Linked DNA regions of Mus musculus: region 2 is linked to region 1. A link is a loop called in an ENCODE intact Hi-C map of the cell type or tissue named here. Cell type or tissue: left cerebral cortex. All regions are shown on one strand. Links, peaks and the distances in the headings refer to the core of each region. The heading gives the core; the rest is flanking DNA. Region 1 has its middle 8.4 kb from the start of Gm30866. Region 2 has its middle 49 kb from the start of Gm30998.

Evidence for each region. Peaks named below come from ENCODE experiments on the same cell type or tissue, not always from the same donor. Only the 100,000 strongest peaks of a DNase experiment are listed, where the experiment ranks them.
Region 2: a loop joins it to region 1, with 8 times the contacts of the local background. A loop is called at or near these places in 2 of 42 quality-filtered maps.

Annotation. Positions count from the first base shown.
Region 1 is chr5:141,110,827-141,122,173 of GRCm38, reverse strand. No RefSeq gene overlaps it. Among named protein-coding and RNA genes, the nearest start is that of Gm30866, 8.4 kb to the left of the region's middle. In left cerebral cortex, for the core only: a CTCF peak has its summit at 5,841; DNase peaks (open chromatin) are centred at 6,002 and 6,484.
Region 2 is chr5:142,308,756-142,320,102 of GRCm38, reverse strand. No RefSeq gene overlaps it. Among named protein-coding and RNA genes, the nearest start is that of Gm30998, 49 kb to the left of the region's middle. In left cerebral cortex, for the core only: no CTCF peak of the experiment used is centred there; DNase peaks (open chromatin) are centred at 2,145, 5,935 and 7,796; H3K27ac peaks cover 409 bases.

The DNA of each region.
Region 1 (11,347 bases), core at 1,228-9,227:
CCATTTGTGGGTTGGTAATCGATGTACTTCAGCAATATATAGGGGCAAACTTGGTTGCTAGTTAGCTCTCCCGAGGGTGTTAGAAAATTGTAATCTAGACGCAATCAATAGACATTTATTGAGTGTCTATTCCAGGCCTGTGAGATGGTGGGCTTTGTTGGGGAAGAAAGAGGGAGATGAACTGGGGAAGCCGACTGTAGGGGTGACTTCTTTCCTCACAGTGTTCCACTTAGCCAGGAAAATAGCAACAGAAACATCCCTGGCAACACCAAGAAAGTGAGAAAGGGGAAGGCAATCCCTTGGCGTCTGAGCCCAGGAGGCCAGTGCAAGCAGAGGGGCCCATGCCCCTTCCCTGTGAGCTAAGGCCACACTAGGAACTGTGCACACATTTTAGCTACATTTGCCCTTTTGACTAGAATTTTTTTTTGAGACAGGGTTTCTCTGTGTATCCCTGGGTGTCCTGGAACTCACTCTGTAGACCAGGCTGTCCTCGAACTCAGAAAGCCACCTGCCTCTGCCTCCCAAGTGCTGGGAATAAAGGCATGCGCCACCACTGCCCGGCAGAATTTTTAAGTAAAATAAATGTCTAGGCTTAGTGGGCAAAGTTTTTGTCTCACAAACACTGGCAACTCAGACTGAGTCCGAGCACCCATATAAAAACTGGGCCTGGTGGTGACTCTAAGGCTGGTGGGTAAAGACAGGGTGGTTTCTAGAGCCCTGTCAGGGAGCTCCAGGGTCTGAGGGAACCCTGACTTAAAAAATAAGGTAGAGAGTTATACATTATATCCACATTCAGGAAGCAGAGGGAGATGGATGCTGGGGCTCAGCTCACATTCTACTTCGTATTCATGTCGGAGCCTAAGCCTAGGGAATGGTGCCACCCACAATTAGGGCGCATCTTCCTAGCTTAATAACCTAATCTAGATAATTCCTTATAGGCTCAGAGGCTACTCTAATTGAGACAGCCCTTCACAGCTATGCCCTGAGATTTGTCTCCTAGGTGACTCTAGGCTCTTCAAGTTGACAGTGAGCCATCACACCTCTGCATACCTCCTTTCTGGTCCACATCACTACTATTCGTATTCTCACCCATCTAGGGGAAGCAGCCTCCCTTCCCTTACAATCTCAAGCCACTACAGCTCCTATCTGGGACACAGAAGCTCTTGGGAGTCTGTGCTTTCAAATATCACAGAAGCCCCTGGCCTGTGCTGCTTCTTCCCTATCTGGGAACAACCAAGAGGCTGAAGATGCTTGGGTTGCTCCATTAAACATGGGAGAAAATATCTCCCAGGCTCCAGCGTACCACAGCCAGGGATGGTATTCCCAAGACAGGAGGGCAACAGACTCAACTCTCCCATCACACACGTTTCCGACTCACACCGGCGGCTGTCTCCGAATGGTTCCCATCTGCTTTAGCCTGTGGAGGTGAGGGGAGGTGAGCTGCCTGGCCCTGGGCCCATTCATCTCCCTCCCGTTCCCAGGCTGAATACTCATGGGCAATCAGTCCTTGCCCCCTTCTGCCTTTGAGTCTCTGCTCTGCTAACAATCGGATTCTGCATTTTCTGGTGATACAGAGATTGTGTGTACAGAAATGTGGACTTAGATATCATACCCTGTCATGGCAATATCATGTTCACTATGTATTGATCATCTTCCTTTTTATAGTTCTCTCTCTCTCTCTCTCTCTCTCTCTCTCTGTGTGTGTGTGTGTGTGTGTGTGTGTGTGTGTGTGTGTGTTCATATATAGTTATTAAACTGGGGAGTCACAACCTGTATTCCAACTCAAGTCCAGTCACCTGTCCATAGTAGAGAGCAGGAGAAGGAGACTTTTTCAATGTGACCACACTGGCAAGAGGGACACAGAGATCAGTAAATCCCCCCTGTCTGTCCTCAGGGTCCTGAAATGTAAACAGAGGACTAAGGTTGTGCACATCTGTGTGTCCCTAGCATGGTCCTTTCCACTGCTAACCCATCACTCCCTGGGTTTCCAGCTTATCTTCAGGTGTGAAATCTCTTCCTAGGAGACAAGTTCTCTCACTGGCTGGTGAATTTTCCTTCTCTGAGCATGGGATTCCTGGAGAAATTTACATTTCTTTAGGGTCCATTGTTCTAATAGTCTGGTTATCAGATTGAGAGATACAAGTATCTCTTCAAAATATCTTCATTTTTGTGAGGCTGGTTACTCTGTGGAAACGCAGGTGCGTGCATCACGTGTGTGGAGGTCAGAGGACAAGCCTGGGTATGGGCTTTGCCCTCCAACTTGTTTAAAGGTGGTATCTCCTGTGGTTCATCTTCTTGAGTGCCAGGCTAGCTGGTCCAAGCTTCTGAGATTCTCCTGTCTCCTCCTCCCACTTGCCACGGGATTACAGACGTGGACTACTGCATCCAACTTTTTGTGGGTTCTGGGCATTTAAACTCAGATCCTCACAGCTGTTTGGCAAGTGCTTTATCTACAGAGCCCTCTCTCCTGCCCTAATGGTTCATCCTCAATTCAGATGCAAGATGAAGGCAAGGTAAGAAGATGCTAGGGCACTGAGAGAGGAATCGATTCTCAAAGAGGCAGCTTCAAATGTCCAAATACCAGACTTTCTGCAAGCAACCCTCAAACTGCTTAAACTAAAGCAAATCACCAGGGGCTGGCAAGATGGCTTAAGGGGTAAAAATGCTTGCTATGCAAGCACAAGGGCCTAAGTTCATATCCACAGTACATAAAAGCCAAGTGTGGTGGTACATGTCTGTACATGTGGTACATGGGAGGTATGTGGAGATAAAGGGATCTTGGGAGTTTGATGGCCAGCACCCTGTCTAAGACAGTGATCTATATCCATGCACAGAGTGTGACTGTCTCAAAATATAAGGTAGGAGGTTGGGGAGATGGCAAAGCAGGGAAAGCTCTTGATACACGTGAAGGCCTGGGGCAAAATCCTCAGTCCCCACATAAAAAGTCAGGGTGGCCTCATATGGAGACCTCTGTGTTATGGAGGGCAGACACGAGAAGGCTGGCTGCCAGTGTGGTTCCAGGTTCAGTGAGAGATCCTGTCTAAACAGAGATAAAAAGAAAGAGGTGAAAAATGACATGCAGGACACCTGGCATCCTTCTCTGGTGTCTGTGTTTGCATGTGGGCATGCATACATGTACCGCATGTTCACATATACCAGAGAGAGAGAGAGAGAGAGAGAGAGAGAGAGAGAGAGAGAGAGAGAGAGAGAGATGATGATGACAGACAGACAGACAGACAGACAGACAGACAGACAGCAAAGAGAACCACAGGCCAGGCAGCAATTCCAGGACATGGACACAGACAGATCAAAAGCTCAAGGTCATCCTCGACTACATAGTGAATTTGACACCAGTCAAAAATAGTGCCACCCTTATGATACCTGTGGCAGACATCACCAATCAATCAACATCTTTTGCATCAGTGGGCAAGAATAAACCTCAGAGACCTTCTCAACACGGCCCTTCAGAAAACCCCCATCCAGGTTGTTGTGCAACACAGGAAGAACAGTATCTAGCTTCAGGGTAGATTGGATGTCTTAGAGGTTTCTCCATGTTTGACCGCACAGCCCCAAAGCTCTTGCACTTGACGGCTGTGTAGCCTTGCATGGTGTGGCTACGTCGTGATTTATTTAACCAAGTCCTTCTTGGAAGCATTCGGACCATGTCCAGCTTCTCTTCAATGGCTGTGGCTCCAGATTAATGTTGTCTTCTCCTTACCCTCTGTATAGATGTGCAGGTGTTTCTGCAAACTGGCATCGGCAGGCTCATGATTCACAACGTGCACGTTTGTGTTTTTTGTAGACACTGTCCGGTCACAATGCTGCCTGACAGACATGGCTCCAGCTGAGGTTGAGATTCCCCACTGCCCAGCCTTCCAAGCACAGCATGTTATCTGTCTTTATACCTTCCTAGTTCTATTCCTCACAGGGAACTGAAGAAAAAGTGAGAGAGTGAGTGGGGACTGACAGTCCCCCTTCAAAGGCACTTCTTTAATGAACTTAAAGTCTGCCATCTGGGCCCATCTCCCTGAAGGTCTCACTCTCCTAATCACACCACCTTGTGGACCACATCTATAGAGTATGAGCATTTGAGAGACTACAGGTCCAAAAGTGGTGCCAACCCAAGGACAGGATATGGCACTGTTACTGCAAATTTCATTCTCCATTTCCCTGCGTAGGCTGAGCGTATTTTCATGCTCTTAGCCAATCACATCTAACCTATAAACGTGTCTCTTCGTGTGAATTAGAACAATGTGGGAAGAAAAATAAGGAAAACAATGGCACAAATTCCAACAATAAAGAATTTCTCGTGTGCATTGGTTTGGTGTCTACGTGGTGTGGCTTTGTGTGTATGCAGAGATAAAGTGGGTGAATGTTCGTGCGCGCACATGAACGTTTGTGTGTGTGTGTGTGTGTGTGTGTGTGTGTGTGTGTGTGTGTGTGTGCTTGTGAAGGTCAGAGGACAACACCAGGTTCTGGGATTGCTTATTCCTTGTATCCTCTGAAGTCTAGTCAGCTTTCCCTTCAGGCCAAAGTTTTCCTTTTAGTGTCCTCAATAGGGCTGGGTTGCTCTCTTCTACATCTGCAATTACCCACAGAAAACGTCCATTACCTTCCCATCATGGAAGCAAAAGGGCCTTGTGAGGCTCTCCTCCTTCCCAAGGATTGACTGACAGTTAACAATCAACATGATTCATCCTCTGACCCCAATGATAAATAAACAGTTCGTTGCTGAGAGAAGCAGAGAGGTGGCGTTTTCCTGAGTGGTGTAGCTGCCCACACATCATCTAAGCTCTTACAAGGAAACCCCCATGAAACTCATTACTTGACCAAGCCAGAGCTGGATACAATTGTTTGTTTGCACATTAGCCCCTCACTGTCCCTTACCCAACTGCACAGCTGAGGTGACCAAGGAGAGCACCGTCAGACGGAGTTCCACCAGCATCCTCAGGTTGTTCTATCATTGCCTCCATGAATCTGGACAGAGGGCCTCCCCTCTGGCAATTCAGGATAAGGTAATCGAACTGCTGGTTCTAGCTTATTATCTCTAGTTACTTGGGCATGATCAGGGGAACAGAAGGTCAGAGGGCAGTCTGGACTAAATGGTTACTCTAAAGCTATTCTGGGTAGCTTAGTGAGACTCTATCTCAGGAGGGTGGGGAGATGAAAAGAAAGCTGGGAACGTAGCTCCGTGGTAGAGCACCTGCCTAGAATCCTCCAGTGAGAGGCTGGGGGCATGGCTCAGTAGTAGAGCCCCTGCCTAGAATCCTCCAGTGAGAGGCTGGGGGCGTGGCTCAGTGGTAGAGCCCCTGCCTAGAATCCCCCAGTGAGGGGCTGGGGGCGTGGCTCAGTGGTAGAGCCCCTGCCTAGAATCCCCCAGTGATGTACTCAGCCCTGTACTCATCAGCCATGCCCATGGACTTACTGAAGAATTCTAAGCACACACTCTTCTGCTGAGATACATGTTCAACCCTGATTTTACTTTCTATTTTGAGACACCATCTCACTAAATTGCCTAGGTTGACTTTCAACTCCCTGTATAGCCCAGGCAGGCCTTGAATTTCCATCCTCCTGCCTCTGCTTCCTGAGTGTTGGGATGTCCCTCTGTATGTTTCCCTCTGTCTATAAAATGTCATTCTTAAATTAAGACTCAGAAGTCACCCCTCACAGGACCCAGGTGCTCTCCACCACAGCGACAGGAGAAGGTTTACCCCCACCTAGTCTTACCTTAGCTCTTACCCACTATTTTCTGATTGCCTTTCCCTGAGCTGGGGCTGCTTTGCAGAATGTTCAGTGCTGTAAAATGAAGCTAAGAGCAGCATACCTGGGCATCCACAGAGCCTGCTGGGGAAAATACAGAGTGCAGACACTATTTATACAGCGAGGGAGTGTTTTGGCAAGAAACTTACAACTGACGTTTAGAATTAATTTAGCGCCTTGTCTGCTCCTAGGACATATGCCATGTGTCTAGAATTCTGACACTGTCAACACCATCTGTGCCTGCTGGATGTGGTAGAGAAGGACTGAGGAGGCCCTGGTACAAGGACAGGCAGTTCCGGGTGGCGGCAACAATCACACCTCCTTCGGTGTGTGAACGCCACCAATGTGTATAGAATCCCAGACCTCCAATCAGCAGGCAGATGGTGCGTGTCTTGGTTTGTGAAAAGCACCAAGCACAGACAGTAAATGGTGCAGTGCAATCTGGGATCAGACGGAATGTGACCTGCACTGTCTGTTATCCGGACTTTGTGGGATGTGGGAGTGGGAGTCTGGAGGTGGGGGTGGGACAAGTGTGAGCTGTTTGCTTCCTCCAGGGCAGGCTGGGGATTAAAACGGAGTCATTGTTAGGGACATAAGGTCTAGTCCCAGAAACTGGAACCACCTGTGGAATAAATGACCCCTCTGACAGTGTTTGCCTCAGACGACGTAGGCTGTTGTTGTTGGTCACAGGTGATGACAGAGCTTTGCTGTCACTCTTAAATACAGACTCCAATGCTGGGTGCTCAGAAACAAATCCTTAAATCAGGTGACAGCCATGGGCTATGCTCACTAACACTGTTCAGAGAAGGAAGCAGCCTTCTCTGATTCCTTGTCCCATGGAGCAAACATACTAAAAAAAAAACATAGATGGCTTTTCTGTGATGTCACACCCAGATTCACTACGCATCTACAAATCTCTCCTCCCCCTTCTGTATCCTTCCTCCCCCCCTCCTCCCCCTGTTCTTTTCCTTCCTCTTTCCTCTGTATATGAGTGTGGGGTGGGGCAGTGGGGATAGAACTCAAGGTGTTGCACATAATAGGCAAGCAAAAATGATACTTCTAATTCATGCTCTCAGGGGCTTCTAGGCAGATGCTCTACCACTGAGCCACACCCCCAGCCCCTCATTGGGGGATTCTAGGCAGGGGCTTTACCACTGAGCCACACCCCCAGCCCCTTACTGGGGGATTCTAGGCAGGGGCTTTAACACTGAGCCACCCCAGCTCCACACTAGGGGATTCTAGGCAGGTGCTCTACCACTGAGCTACGGCCCCAGCCCCTTACTGGGGAATTCTAGGCAGATGTCAAACCACTTGAGCCAAACATTCTAGTCCTCCTTTTGCTTTTTATCTTCAGACAGTCTCACTATGTTGCCTGGGATGGTCTTGAAACTGGAATTCTCCTGCTGCAGTCTCCAGAGCAGCTGGATAATGGACATGAGGGTTCCCAAGACTAGCACCCTAGAAAATTTTCTGAGCATTGCTGGTGACTTTAACTACAAAAAATTGAAAAAAAAAAAAAAGCAGAGGATATCCCACAGGAGAGGAGCCAAATGACCAGCTTATCAGCCATGAAGAAAGGAGCTACCCTAGGTGAGGGCTATAAGCTAGATTTGCATGTTAACTTATTTTATAGTGTGTGTATGTACATGTGTATGCACATGTGTGTGTGTATGTGCCCTTTAGTTCATGTGTTGGTCAGAGGGTAGCTTTCAGCTGTCTCCTTCCCTATTGATGCCAGGAATTGAGTTCTGGTGTTAGCCTCGATGTCAGGCACCTTTAACCTTCGAGCCATCTTGCTAGCTCCTAGATTTGCAGAATTAATGTACAGCTGAGAGTTGTACATTAATGTATTGTGAGGTGACCTCTGAAATGAAAACCATAGGTGATGGGGAATGAGAGAGCCAAGGTGGGGTTCCAGGGAGCCAAGAAGGTGAAGACATTCAGAGGGGTGAGGAAGACAGGAGAGACAGAGGTTCAGACAGGGCCATGAGATAGGCCACCATGTGGGGACAGGGACCATGGATTCAGTGTGTGGGAACTTGGGGTTTGATTTGATGTGCAGCGAGGAGCAGTTGGGGAACCCCAAGCCCCCATAGGTGCTCCATGAGGAGTCAGAACACAGGTAAAGCCACATTAAAAATTAGGCCAGGCCTAGTGATCCTAGCACTTGGGAAGCTGAAGCAGGAGGATCAAGAACTCAAGGCAGCCTAGGCTATGTAACAAGTCCCAGGGATGCGGATGGCGTGTGTGAGGCACTGGGTGTAAAAGTGCTATATGAAAAAAAAAATGTCCACAGTGCTGCAGAAATGGCAAGCACATCCTGAGATTCTGAGATGGGAAGATGGTGTCTAAAAGTCATAGTAAACTGGGGGAATACAGCATAATGGTAGAGTTCTTACCCCAGTGTGCTTAAGCCCGTGGGTCTGAATCCAAGCACTGTAAATTAATAAGAACAATAATAACATTAAAAAAAAATCCACTTCCATGAGTCCGTGCATTAGTCTGCTTTCCAGCTCCACTGAGGGCTGGGTAGAGGAAGTGATATGATACTGGCTTGCCAAGAGCTGGGCAAGGAACCACATCTTGGTAGCAGCGTCTCCTGTCCATCAGGAAGCCCCTCTTTGGTTAAGCATCTTTGAAACTGTGGTGAGGTTGTACCAGGTACATCAGAAGCTGAGGCACCAGTGCTTCTATCCACGCACTGAGGCGGGTTAACACCCTCAAGACACCTGATACTCATATTATGTCACTTGTGTTGTGGCTTCTACACACACACACACACACACACACACACTTTTGTGGAGATCACGGGCAGAAATGTCATAAATTGACAACCCTGAAAGGGTCGCTTCTATCCTTGAAATAAGCCATCTGCTTCAAAACCATTTGCGAAAGCTTCTCTGGACTCGACACTGCAGAACCTCCCAGGCATTGCCCATCTTGGGTAGCCCACTCCAACCCTGTTCTTTGAAGTCTTGCTTTCTTTAGCTTTTGCTAAATAAACCAACATTCAAACTACCTATGTCTCTTGCTTTAGTTTGCCTGTCTGTTGCAATTAACACCATGACCAAGAGCAACTTAGGGATCAAAGGGTTTATTTGGCTTATACACCCTGATTGTAATCCATCATTATACACCTGATTGTAATCCTGATTGTAATCCTTGACCCAATGGTCAAGGCAGGATCTCAGGGAGGAACAGAAGCAGGAACCGGGGCAAAGCTACTGGCTGGCTTGTTTCCCTGGTTTGTCAGCTTGCATCCTTACACCACTCAGGACTACCTGCCTGGGATAGTGATACCCATAGTGGACTGTGCCCTTCCACATTAGTAAAACACACAACATACACAGCCGCAAAGCCAGTCTGATGATGGTAATCCCTCAATACAGGCTGTCTCTTCCCATGTGACTCTAGGTTGTTTCCAACTGACGAGACTAACCAGCGCATTTCTTGACTAAACTCTTTGCTTCAAGGCAACAATCAAATGATGCCCCTCCACCTCCATAACAAAAACACAAAGACACAGTGAGAAACCTGGGGGCTGGGGGTGGCACTCACTCTAACATCAAGAGCCCAGGACCCCTTGACAAACCAAACTACCTTGCCTAATTTCCCCCTTCCACCCAATGAGGACAGTCATAACAGAACTCCCCGTCTCCATGATAGTGAGATGAGATGGCAGAGACACAAGCATTACCAATAAATATGCGCCTAGTTTCTCTACTTCTCAGCCCGTGTCTCTCATTCAAGCCTGGGTAAGGTGTGGCATATGTGCTTGCCTCCAGAAGCAAGCATCTGCCCACTCAACATAAATGCCTGCTGCTCTTCATTGCTGGTGTCAGGGCGCCCCACAGCACCCAACATGAGGTAGTTTCAGAAGCCCATGCAAAGCCTGTGTGTTGACCCACTGAAGAGAGAAAGCTGGCTTCTGTCCTCACCACAGAATGCCCCCTCCTGAACCAGCATAAAAGCCCCCACTCCCTGCAGCTAGCAATTTGCAAGAAATTGCTTTTTCCTTTTTCATTTAATAATCATCAAATCCATCCTCCAGTCAAACAAACTGAAAATCAGCTCACGAGCCGAGAATAACCTTGCCACCCGTGGAACAAAAGAAAATGTTTAATTGGGCTTGCATGGGGTAAAACTTTCAAACAGCACAAGGAGGGGGTCATACATACAGCGAGAGGAAGTTGCCACCCTCTCCTGACCTCTGACCTCCTCCTCAGATACCCAGAAACTGTTGATAGTACTTGCACATCCTCCAAAGAATGGTGTCTATACATGGCACTGCTGTTATGCAAATGGTGTGTGTGTGTGTGTGTGTGTGTGTGTGTGTGTGTGTGTATGCACTTACACCTGCAAAATCCAACCATTAATATTAGATTTCTCTCTATAACTCTCTACCTTACTTTTTATGGAAGGGTACAATGGGTAGTTTTAATTACCAACTTGACACCATCTGAGATCTGAGAAGAGACTCTCAGGGATTATTTGGATCAAGTAGGTCTGTGGACATGGGGAGGTTGCCTTAACTGCTAGAAGAAGACCCTGCCCCCTGGTGGTGGTGTCATTCCCTTGGTTCGGGTTCTAAACTGTACGAGTACAGAGAGGAGCTGAACACGAGCAAACATACATGCAATTACTTCATTTTCCTCCCCTCTTAACTGCAGATGTAATGTGGGCAGCTGCTTTAAGTTCCAGGTTGATTTTCCCTTAGTGATAGACTTAACCTAGAGCTGTGAGCCAACCCTTTCTCCCCTAAGGTGCTTGTTGTCAGGTCATTTTATCCCATCAACAGGAATGAAATAAGGACTTGGGGTATTGTGGTTTGCAGGTGAACCGTCCCCCACAAGCTCATGTGTTGAACACTTGGACCCCCGCTGGTGATGTTGTTATTTTGGGGATGCTGTGTAACTATTACAAAGTGGAGCTTCACTGGAGGAAAGGGGTCACAAAAAGGAGGGTCTCTCTGCTTCCTTACTACAGTCCCATAAGGACCAGTCACTTACCGCTCCTGCCACCATGGCCCCTGTGGTTTGGATGAGAAAAGTGCCGGTAGGCTCAGGCATGTGAACATGTGGTCCCATGTTGGCAGTGCTATTTGGAAGGTTATGAGCCCTTTAGGAAGTGGAAATATCTCATTGAGGGTGGTCTTCGAGGAAAGAGCCTCTCCCAACTTCCAGTTCTCTTCCTTTACTTCCTGTTTGCAGCTTCCTGCTCCAGCCTCCTGCAGCCACGCCTCCTGCCGCCATGCCTCCTCCCCAGCTTCCTGCTCCAGCCACTCCCCCCACCCCCACCCCTGTCTACTCCCCTGCCATTGTAGTCTCCTTCTGGAATGATAAGCCCAACCAACAACTCCTATAAATTGCTTCCTTGGCCATGGTGTTTTACCACAGAAACAGAAAACAACAAAAAGGATCAATAGCTTCCTCGAACCGTGAGCCCAAAACATGCCCTTCCTTTCTTAAATTGCTTCTTATTGGGTATTTTTATCGAAACAGTGAGAAATTAAACTAACGCCTGGGGCCTCTTACCGACCTTGTGCTTCACTGATTTTTGTCAGTCTGGCTGGCCAGCAAGCACAAAG
Region 2 (11,347 bases), core at 1,829-9,828, 1.2 Mb before region 1:
GGGATCTTTCTTTCCTGATGGTCAGTCGTCACTTGGATTGTTTTAGAGGCAGACATGGATTCCGGGCAGCAATCACCTTGCCTAAGTTGAGGCAGTAGGAAAACACTATAAGTCTCATTCCGATCCAAACCTCACATCTGTCTTCCGATTTGGGGCCATTTTGGGCCGGAAGGAGTAGTGGAGAGGGTGAGACCCGGTGGGATTCCTATGCTTGCTCCCCTGGCTTCCCGAGCAAGTAGCTACAGGCAAAAGTGAGAACGAGAGAATGAGAGGCAAACTCGTGGCTTCTGATGCTGTTCTGTCCTGCCCAGGCCAGTGGAGCAAATAGTTCAATAGTTAAAGTTGCACACTATCCCATTCTCTTTTCTTCCTACTTGAGAGCCCAGTCGTGGCACTGTCTGAGCCTGGCTTCTTGGAGAAGCCAAAGCAAAGACGCACAGAACTGAAGAACGTGAAATTCTAGCCGCAGCATCATCATGGCTAACTGTGTGACCCCAGGAGTGTCACCACCCTCTCTGGACCTCCTTTTCTTTAAGTTTGTGAGGTCATTCCACGGTCTATGGCATGGGCCGAGACGTGAGGCTGGGCAACTGACAAGAAGTGACCACAAGGTGGCAGTAGAAGCCTGAGATTTATTCTGTTGACGACACTTGGCCAGATTTATGTGAAGGGCAGTTTCAGGGGCTAAGGTGTGGGGCCACCACTTAGGGAGAGTTGGGACGCTGGAGGGGCTGGGATCAGAGCAGCCTCTGGCTCACCTCCATGATGTCTCAAGGTAACTTGATCTCTTTGTGGCTAGATGTGCCTTGTGCCTCAAGTACATGAATGGACATTGGGCTCTGTGTGTGTGTATGTGTATTTTGTAAGTTTTTTTGTTTTTTTGAGACAAGGGTTCTCTGTGTAGCCCTGGCTGACCTGGAACTCACACTGTAGATGAGGCTGGCCTTGAACTCACAGAGATCTACCTGCCTCTGTTTCCAGAGTGCTGGGATTAAAGGTGTGTACAACCACCACCTGGCTATTTTGTAAGTTTTAAAAAATAACATACTTAAAAAAATAAGTTAAGACTGTTATGGTAGAGCCTTTAATTCCAGCATTTGGGAGGCCGGAAGAAGAAGAAAAAGAGGAGGAGGAGGGGGAGGAGAAGGAAGAAGAAGAGGAAGATAAGAAGGAAGAGAGCTGGACAACACAATTGTCTTCTGGTCTCTATTTCTCCGGCACACAGCGTGCACACACACACACACACACACACACACACACACAGAGTCTGAGCCAACCATTTTTTTGTTACTGCTGTTGCTAGTCCCTAAACAATGCTGTCTAGCAACCGTTTACACAGACTTGACCTTGCATTAGTCTAAGTAATATAAAGAATACTGCAAGTGCGTGGGAAGATGGACATGGGTTCTCTACAAGCACCATCACATCTATACAGGGCCTACGTATCCACACAATGTTCGCCGAGGGTCCCAGAACTGAAGCTCCAGGCATCCCAAGGGCGACTGTATTACTGGGATTTAAATACATCGAGGAGGATGCATTTGTGGGCGATCTTGAGCTTAGCCAGGCTCAAGGACATCTGCGTAAAGGAACAAATGTCCAAATGATGCTACTTAGAGAGAAGTCCCTAGGCCAGGAAGATGGCTCAGTGGGCAGAGCTCATGTAAAGTCAACATGATAGTGCATACCTGGAATCCCAGCACTTCTAAGGCAAGATGGAAGGTGAAGGAAGGCAAGAGAATTCCTGGAAACATATGGGCAGGGTAGCCTGGTGTACACAGCGGGGCAAACAAGAGACCTGGGCTCCACCAAGGGGCAAGGACATGATTGACAGCTGAGCTTTTCCTCTGACCTCCACTCATGTGTCATGGTAAGCATGCACCCCTACTCACAGGAACACACACACACACACACACACACACAGTGTACACACACAGATAAAAAGTAAAAATAAAATACAGTACCTAAAAAAAACATCCCTTCAAGGGTAAATTTTCCGGTCTTGAAAGTCACTTTAAGATGAAGCAACGTGAGACTTAGTCTGTCCCTCAACGAGGGCAAACAAGCTAAATAGACTTTTCTAAAGTGCTGCTGGGACTCTGTCATTGCTATTCGGCTTGTCACACAGCTCTGTCAAGAAGCCTAAATTTAGATGGTTCCTTGTTCGGAAACCAGGACATTCCGTTTTTGTCCGAAAAGCAATGACACAGAATTGAATCCTGTTCAGTTGCTGTTAATTCATAAGACATTTGGATCCAGCTGAAGAAATAGAGATGTTAATTGCATTGTTATTTATAGTAGCGTAAATTAGAAAAAAAATCTAAGTGGTAAAAAAGGAGAAAATAAACTGTGGTGTAGTTAATCAAGGAATATTATGTGAACATTAAGAAGGATGGTCAGGCCGGGCATGCCTTTAATCCCAGCACTTGGGAGGCAGAGGCAGGTGGATTTCTGAGTTTGAGGCCACCCTGGCCTACAAAGTGAGTTCCAGGACAGTCAGGGCTACACAGAGAAACCTTGTCTTGAAACACCCCCCCCCCCAAAAAAAAGGGATGGTCATGGGGTTGGGAGATAGATTAGTCAGTGCCTTAGAATCCACATTGAGAAGAACCAGACAGGACTACTAATGCATGCTTGTAGTGCAATGATGACCACTGACCAGCCGACCTAGTCAAAAAACAGCCATCCCAGGTTCTAGTGCGAGACCCTGTCCCTAAAAATAAAAGAGTATTACTTTAAGGAGCAACATCTGAGATTGACCTCTGCCCCCGACCCCCCCCCCCATAAATAATATTAATAGTAACAATAATAACATTGAAAATAAAACCATAGGTTATTTATGGTGATCTATGCCTTACATGCAATTCTAGTACTTGAGAGGCTGATGCAGAGGCTGATATATGTTTCTATATATTTATATCTATATCTACATTTATATCTACATCTAAGTTTACATCTGTATCTATATCTGTATATATCTGTGCATGTACCTCAATTGCACGTGGAGTTCAGAGGACAACCTAAGGAAATTGGTTCTCAAACTAAACACAGCACGTGCCTTTGATCACTGAGCCACGTCATTGGACCCAAGTTGCAATACTGTTTATGGAGGAAAATTTTTTGTGGCTTTCCAGAGTAAAGATTTTGTAGTGTGAGATCACTTGAAGTGCGTTTAGCAGGGACGAGTGATGGAGATATCAGGAGGCAGCGTTGGGATTCAGGGTCCCAGCAACATCTCTGGGCTTGGAGGACACCCAAGCCACTTTAGTTTTTGTACACACAGAGCAGCAATCTTCCAGTTAGGCATGGTGACGTATGTATTCAGCATTCAGGAGGCTGAGGCAGGAGAATCACTCAAGGTCAGCCTGGGCTACATAGTGATGTCTTGTCTCGACACAAAACTCACTAGAAAAAAAAAATCTATGCTGGGAGAGTTCAGTCACTAATGTGCTTGCCATGGAAGTGTGAGGACCTGGAGTTCAGTGTCCAGTAACCAGGTATGATGGTCTGCCCTTGTAATCCCAGAAATGCGGGCGGGGGGGTGGGGGGCAAGGAGGCGGAGGCGGAGGCGGAGGCGGAGGCGGAGGCGGAGGCGGAGGCGGAGGCGGAGGCGGAGGCGGAGGGATCCCTAGGCTAGGAGGCTCTGCCAGTTTAACCTCGCTGACAAACTCCAGCATGCACCGCTATGCCCTGGCTTTTATATGGGTTCTGGGGACTGAACTCAGGTCCTCATGCTTGTGCAGCTAAAACTTTACCGAATGGCCAGGTCTCCAGAGCCAGAGGCTGCCTCTTGTGCTGACCACGCAGTCTGGTCAACTGGGTGGCAAAGGTGGCAGGCTGGGTTCTCACACAACCCCCCACCCCAGCCAGGCCAAAGGAAGAGATCCTGGCCCTGGCAGAGGGTACTCAGTGGGCTGCTAAGTACTGGCTATTGTTCAGCTGGCAGGTGTGAAGTCTGACTGGGATTATGTCTCTCTTGTGGTCTCTGCCATGTCTTCTTCAAGCGTTGCTTATCCTTCATGACCGTCTGTCTTGACCCAGACACTTTCGTGTCTGCCGAGGTCATGTGACCCTCTGCATGGGCTGTAGAACTGAGAGGAGACTCAAGATTGCACTGCTCAACTGGTGATGAGTGAGAGCTAAGGTCAGTATTGCATTTAGCCATGAAAAAAGATGGCAGGAGCCTGGTCTCTTTAGATGCTGGGAAGGACTTGTGAATGGGTGAACACTGAGTTGAAGAAGTGTTTAGGGTTCTCTAGAGGAATAGACCCGGCAGAGTGATTTTACATTAAAAGAGGGATTTGCTAGTTGGCTTACACAACAGAGGCTGGGTAGCCCATCCCTGGCTGGCTGTATGCTGAAGAAATGGAGAACAAAAACACTCACTCTGTGAGTCTGCTGCTGCCGGCCTGGATGATTCCTGGTGAGCTGCTGGGCTTCAGTCCATGTTAGAAAGTGGAAGATGCCCGGTTCCGATGTTGGGTGTAGGGTGGCGGCACAGCCATGGTGGCAACAGGATAGATGCACTCACGAGCCAGAAGATGAGACAGGCAAGTGAGCAGCTGTCTTCCCTGCAGACCCTGGGCGGTGCCACCCATTTACCCCACCCCCAAGTCAATCTTTCCTGCTAACATCCTCAAAGACCCATCCAGGGTGTGTGTCTTAGCTGATTCCAGATCCAATTAAGTTGACAGTCAAAATCTAAAACTTCCTCGGTATCTGCCTCGGCTTCTGTTACCTCTGCCACAACCCGTAGAACTTCAGGCAAAAGAGAATAGTAGGCTTGGGAATTGTGTAATGGTTCAGTGGGAAAAGGCACTTGTCGCCAAGCCTCAGGACATGAGGGGTTCTAGAAAGAGAAAACTCATGACACAAAATAAGTAAGTGTGACAGAAGGAGAATAGGCTCATCTGGCAGTCAGACAAACAAATGACATGGAGACAGACAGACAGATAGAAACACACACACACAAACAGAGAGAGAGAGAGACAGACAGACAGATACACACACACAAAGAGAGAGAGAGAGCGAGTAAAAGTGATAACATTGATGGATGACATTTGAGCAAACATTGTATTTGATTAGAGAAATAAATTAGTGTGCTGGTGGTGTATGTGTGTAATCCAGGTGCTCACTCAGGAGGCTGAGGGAGGAGGGTCATAAGGCTGAAGTCAGCCTGCCTGGGCTGGACTCTGAGCTCAGGTTAACCTGAGTGATGTATCAAATCCTGTTTCTAAAAAATTGAGTAATCTAGTGGCTGAGGCCTTTGGACCAATCCAGGGTTTGTTACTTCGTTTGTTTTGAGACAAAATCTTATGTAGGCCAGGCTGGCCTTGAGCTTGCCTTGTAGCTGAAGAAGGCAGCCAGCATTCTGCTCTGACCTCCGTGCGTGTGTATACTTACACACTCACATGTGTGCCACACACATAGCTGGGCAGGGTGGTTCACACCTGTAATTCCAGCCCTCAGGAGGCAGAGGCAGGAGGATTATGAACTCGAGGCTTGCCTGGACAATATAGCAAGACTCTGTCTCTAGACAGACAAATGGATATAAAGCATCAAAGATGTAGAGTCTAAAAGTGATTTTGGCATGTTTGTGAGGAGGGGTGGGGCCACGTTTAGTTTGGGCTACTGCTCATTTGTTACCTCTGTATACCTGCCCTTACTGCTGCTGATCCCACGGAAGTGTGGAGCCCCTGCGCCCTCACGCCTGTTACCCTAAAACTGCCCCTCCACCAGGGATATTCAGTGAAGCTGACTCACAAAAGCCCACAGGAGGAAGTCAGGGAGAAATCACTCTGAAATTCAGGAAGCAAGGCGGGAGTTTACTTTTTTGCAGCGGTATGAATTGCCGGAGATTTCCCAGGCCCTTTCAGCTGTCTTGTCTCTGAAGAATTCTATTTTGGTGCTGGCTGAGTATCCATCCACCCAGCTCTTCGGAACACACTGTGAATGGAAGCGATGCCAGCTACCGAGGGCTGAGTCACCCCTCAGCAGCTGCTGGTGACCACACTGATGGCTCTCAAGGTCTTTCTGTTGTTTGTGACTCGAGTCTGAAGCATCCTCCCACAGGCTCCTAGTGCCTCCTATGACCTCCTGGGTTTGAACACTTGGTCCTCAGCTGCCGGGGGTGTCTTTGAAGTGTCCTGTGATTCACTGATCACACCTTTGGACAAGTCTGTGAGGACATTTCTGGATAGAGTTAGCTGAGGCGTGTGGGCTGCGCTGCATCGAATCCCAGGTCGAATACAAAGGAAAACCTCAGAGGGGAGGAGAAAGCAGGCTGAGCACCAGCACTCCCCATTTCCCTCTCTCCTGGATGTGGACACTGTGTGACCAGATGCCTCGTGACCATGGTGGGTGCTTTGCCCACCAAGATAGACTCTAGCCTGTCAACCATGAGCTAAAATAAACCCTCTGTCCTTGTGTTACTTTTGTCATAGCGACAAGAAAGGCTGCTAATGTAGGGCTGAAGAGGCCCATTTGAACTCAGGATTTGTTTTATTCTTAGTTATATGCACATTTGAGAACCCCCATGTGTGTGTGTGTGTGTGTGTGTGTGTATGCATGTGTGCATGTGTGTATGTGTGTGTGCATTTGTGTATGGTATGTGTAGTGTATATGTGTGTATGTGTGTGCGCATGTATGTATGTGTTTGATCATGTATGCACATGTGGAGGACAGAGGTGTCTTCCTCAATCACTCCTTTTTTTTAAAAAAAAAAAAAGATTTATTTTATGTATATGAGCACACTATCGCTGTTTTCAGACACACCAGAAGAGGGCATCGGATCTCATTACAGATGGTTGTGAGCCACCATGTGGTTGCTGGGAATTGAACTCAGGACCTCTGGAAGAACAGCCATCTCTCCAGCCCCAATCACTCCTTTTTTGAGATGGGGTATTAGAGCCTGAGAAGGTGGGAATAAATCACCATGAAAACCAAGTCTGAGACAACAAAAGTTTCTTTATTCAAAGTCTTGTATATCAGGGAGATGGCTGGGTTCAGGATTCAAACTCTGTCAGCAGGGCAGGACAGAGTAACCTTTTAAAGCAAGCAAGCAAGCAAGCAAGCAAACAAGCAAGCAAACAAAAACCCCCAAACAAAAACAAACAAACAGGAGGGGTAAGAGGTAAGGGCTGAACATTTCCATCTGTCTTTCACACCGGGCATTTAGAGTGTGTTAATACTTGTCAAATACCTCAGATGGCTTTTCTGACAACCGAGTCTGGATAGAGATCAGTCAGTCAGAGCCACTTTAGCAGCTGCTAGGTTTCAGTCCTGACTGGGTGCTGACCAACTAAGCCTAGGCTAAGTTCATGTGGGAAACCTGGGGCTAGGAGCCGTTTCTGGGAATTTGGTTGTTTCTTAGAATTCAGCCTAATACGAGGTGGAGACTCCATACAAGACGGGGTTGCCGAGGCTACCTATGTGTGTGGCCTCTGACAAGGGTTTCTCACTGGTCCTGGAGTTAGATGATTAGGTGAGCCTGGCTAGCTTGGTCCCTGGAGTCTACCCATCTTCCCTGCCCTGTGTTGGGATTAGAAGCATGTGCTGTGGTACCTGGATTAGAAGCATGCGATGTTGTGCCTGGATTTTTCCATGGGCACCAAGGCCTTGATCTTAGGTCCTCATGCTTGTGCCGTGACCACTTTATCTACTGAACCATATTCATCACTCCATCTGATGTTGTTTCCGCGTCCTGGCCAAGATATAACAAGTTATACTCACACCAACTGGAAGAGAAGAGCTAAGCCAACAGATGTCTCATTGGTATCCATTTTCTCAAAGAACACAGTTGCCACCCTAGACAGTTTTAAACACTCCACCCCTACCTACACTGGCAGCATGACTGGTTCCTGATGGGGACACTATTTTGGGAGTTTCCAGAAATGTTTGGAAGTTGAGTCTAGCTGGAAGTAGTAGTTCCTGGTGAGGAGGTGGCTTGAGGTGTGTCCTGGGAGGCATCTTGTTCTGGGACACTTCTTTTTCTCTCTTCTTGTCTGTTGTCAAGTTAAGAACCATGCCCACCACACACCCCAGCCATCATGACATTCTGCCCAGTACCCAGAGCCACACAACTGAAAAGTCTCTGATACAGGTCTCGGGGGGGGGGGTCACTGAGGTGGATTGTTAGGGACAGAGAGTTGGTTAGAAGAGCTGCTAAAACCATGGACAGACAGTTGATGTGCTGTGGCATCTGTGAGAGGAGAGAGTGGCTGCAGGTTCTGAGGTCTGGGCAGCAGCTGGGTTCTAACAGTCTTATAGTGACCATGTACCAAGCCCCAGAAACCATGAGCCAAAATGAATAATTTGAGTCGTTCCTCCAGGTACTTTGGATGCAGCTGTAGATACACTGTATGGATACACTGAATTTATTTTTCCCTTCAGGGAGAGAGAAAGATGGAGATATGTCTTGAAGAAGTTCTTAATAGGATGTCTCATCAGAAATTCCACAGCTTGCACCCTGGGGTGAAGCACAGGTACCCAGTGTGCTATTCTTTGTGACAACACAAAGGGAAATTTCATTTCTTTTGTAATGCCTTCACATGAAGGTACTAGGGTGCCTCAAACATTTGGATGTTGCCTAGGAAACACCCAAAGAGGCACTCTGACTTCACCAGCTCTTAGTGGCAGGGAAGATCTCTAACTTTGGAGGTCACACAGTTGGGGTGGCACATGCCTGAGCTACCTGTTTTGTTAGAGGCACTGTTTCTCTTCTGTGTGGGTCTCAACTGTGTGGGTTATGGTAACAGTTTCCTAGGTTACGTTTCAGAGACCCGAGGCCGGCTTTTATTGACAGCTTTAACCCTTTACTCCGCTCTGCAGATGCCCAGTGGGTGATGGGAACAGGCTGTGAAGGTTGGGCATCTCTCTTTCCTTCTTGGTACTCCAGCCTACTTGTCAGGCCCTGCCTGTCTCTGCATACGGCGCTCATTCAAGAAATGCCTTGCTCAGAGCTGTATTACAGGATGGACTTGACCTACTTTCATACTCTCTTTTCCTTTCCAAGGGTAAAGTCATGTAGGACCTGCCATGACCAAAGCCACAACACACACACACACACACACACACACACACACACACACGCCCGCGCTTGTGTGAGCGCCCACAAAGACATAAGGAGTTAGTACACATGGCATGGGGCATGTCTTAATTAGGGTTACTATTGCTGTGAAGAGACACTGTAGCCATCGCAACTCTTATAAAGGAAGATATTTAATTGGGGCTGGCTTACAGTTTAGAGGTTTAGTCCATTATCATCATGGCAGGAAGCATGGCAGCCTGCAGTCAGACATGGTGCTGGAGAAGGAGCTGAGAGTTCTACATCTGGATCTGCAGGCAGCAGAAAGAGAGAGAGTGACACACTGCACCTGGCTTGCACATCTGAAACCTCAAAACCCCTACCCAGTGACACACTTCCTCCAACAAGGCCATACCTCCTAATAGTGACTCCCTATGTCTATGAGAATGCATATTTTTATTCAAACCACCACAGGAGAGATATTTGAAATGTGTTATGTACTTAATTTTTTTTTTCATAACAGCTTCCTCAGAATAGCTTCTGACTGTGAAACCTGGATCTCCATAGTGAGCCCATGTAATAAGACTTGAAGCTCGTATCATGGGAGTAGATGGCAGAGGGTGACAGAACTGATTCCCAGATGAGCCCAGGAAGCACATGATAAGTGTATGTGCACATGTATGTACAGGTACATGTATGCATGTATGTGTATGAAGGCCAGAGGTCAGTGTCAAGTGGCTTCCCAGATCGTCTTCCACCTTACTTTTTGATACAGGATCTCTTACTGAACCTTGGGCTTACTGGTTTAGCTAGGCTGGATACAGCCCTGGGATTACAAGTATATGCCACAATGCCTGGATTTTCTACATGGTCTGAGGGTCAAATTCAGGTACTCAGGCTTGCATGGTGTCCCAGTTTTGATTTTGTTACTATAATAAAATACGAGGGTGAAAAGAAAATTAGGGTTTATTTTAGCCCACAAGTCTAAGGTCTACCCCTGAGGGAGGGGCACGGTGGCAGGAGCCCGTGACAGCTGGTCATGTCACAGGCACAGTCAAGAGCAGTGAGTGATTGTGCATGCTTCTTGCTGGCTTGCTTGTGCTCAGCTCAATGTTTCCTCACTTAAACAGTTCAGGATTCCTTGCCTAGGGAATTGTGTCACCCATAGTGGGTTGGGTCTTCCTACCTTTAATTAAGATAACTCCCCATATACATACACACAGGCCAGCCTGATGCAGACACGCCTCGATTGAGACTTTATTCCTAGACTATTCTAGGTTGTGTTGAAGATTAAAGTTAACCATTGCACATGGCACGTGCTATACTGACTTGGCCATCTCCTCAGCCCTGTCTGCTATTTTTTTTTTTTTTTTTACAACTGAGATTTGTGGTTTGTAATGCAGCAATAGATGTCAGATATAAATGAATGGGGCTACTCAAAATGTAAAATAAGGCTTTATTACCTTCTGAAGTTTTCCTAGACAGACCCAGCTACTAAGTCAGAGACCACAAGTCCATGCAAGGCTTTTCAAATAACACGTGTAAGTATTGCCTCTCTCATCATGACTTGTGGGATAAGGATATCATTTGAAGACTTGCCCATTCGCTAGCATTAGGACGAGAAACAACCCTTTGGCAAGATTTCAAAACTGAAGGAGTCTTGGGAGGCAGAATCATTTATAATAAAACACAGTGACTTGGAGCCTTGAGTTTTCAGTTATTAAGATTGTAGAGCCAAAGCTCAGCCATGCAATTTAGTTCTTAGCCATGTTCGATAATCTCGCCTCCGAGTCCAACATCTAAATACCACTGTCAATCAACGCCCGTCAGGCAACTCTTACTTCATGCAGTGTGACCCGTGGAACTGTGGGAAGAACAGGAAGTGAAAGTTGTTCCTGCTCCATATGGATATTTAACTTAGATAAAATACAAACCACTAAAACAGTGCTAGAATTTTTTTTTTTTATTATTGGGCTCTTTAGAACTTTATTTGTAAAAGAAAAATTATAGAATTTTATGTTTATTTAAAAATAACTCTCAAAATGCAAAGACACATAAAGAAAAATAGGTTTCCAATAACTTTAATCGTTGATTGTCATTGAGATTTTGATGACTATCTTTTCTGAGAATTTTTAAGGTATGTGTATTGTTATATACATGGTTGGTAGAGTCAGTTGTCTGTAGCAATGGCCTGCGTCAAATGCACTGGAACTTGCCTGGGACTCATAGCAATCCTCTTGTCTCAACCTTCTCAGTGTTGAGATTATAAGTATGAACCATCAGACCCAGCTTGTACCCAATTTGGGTGTTTTGCCTGCATGT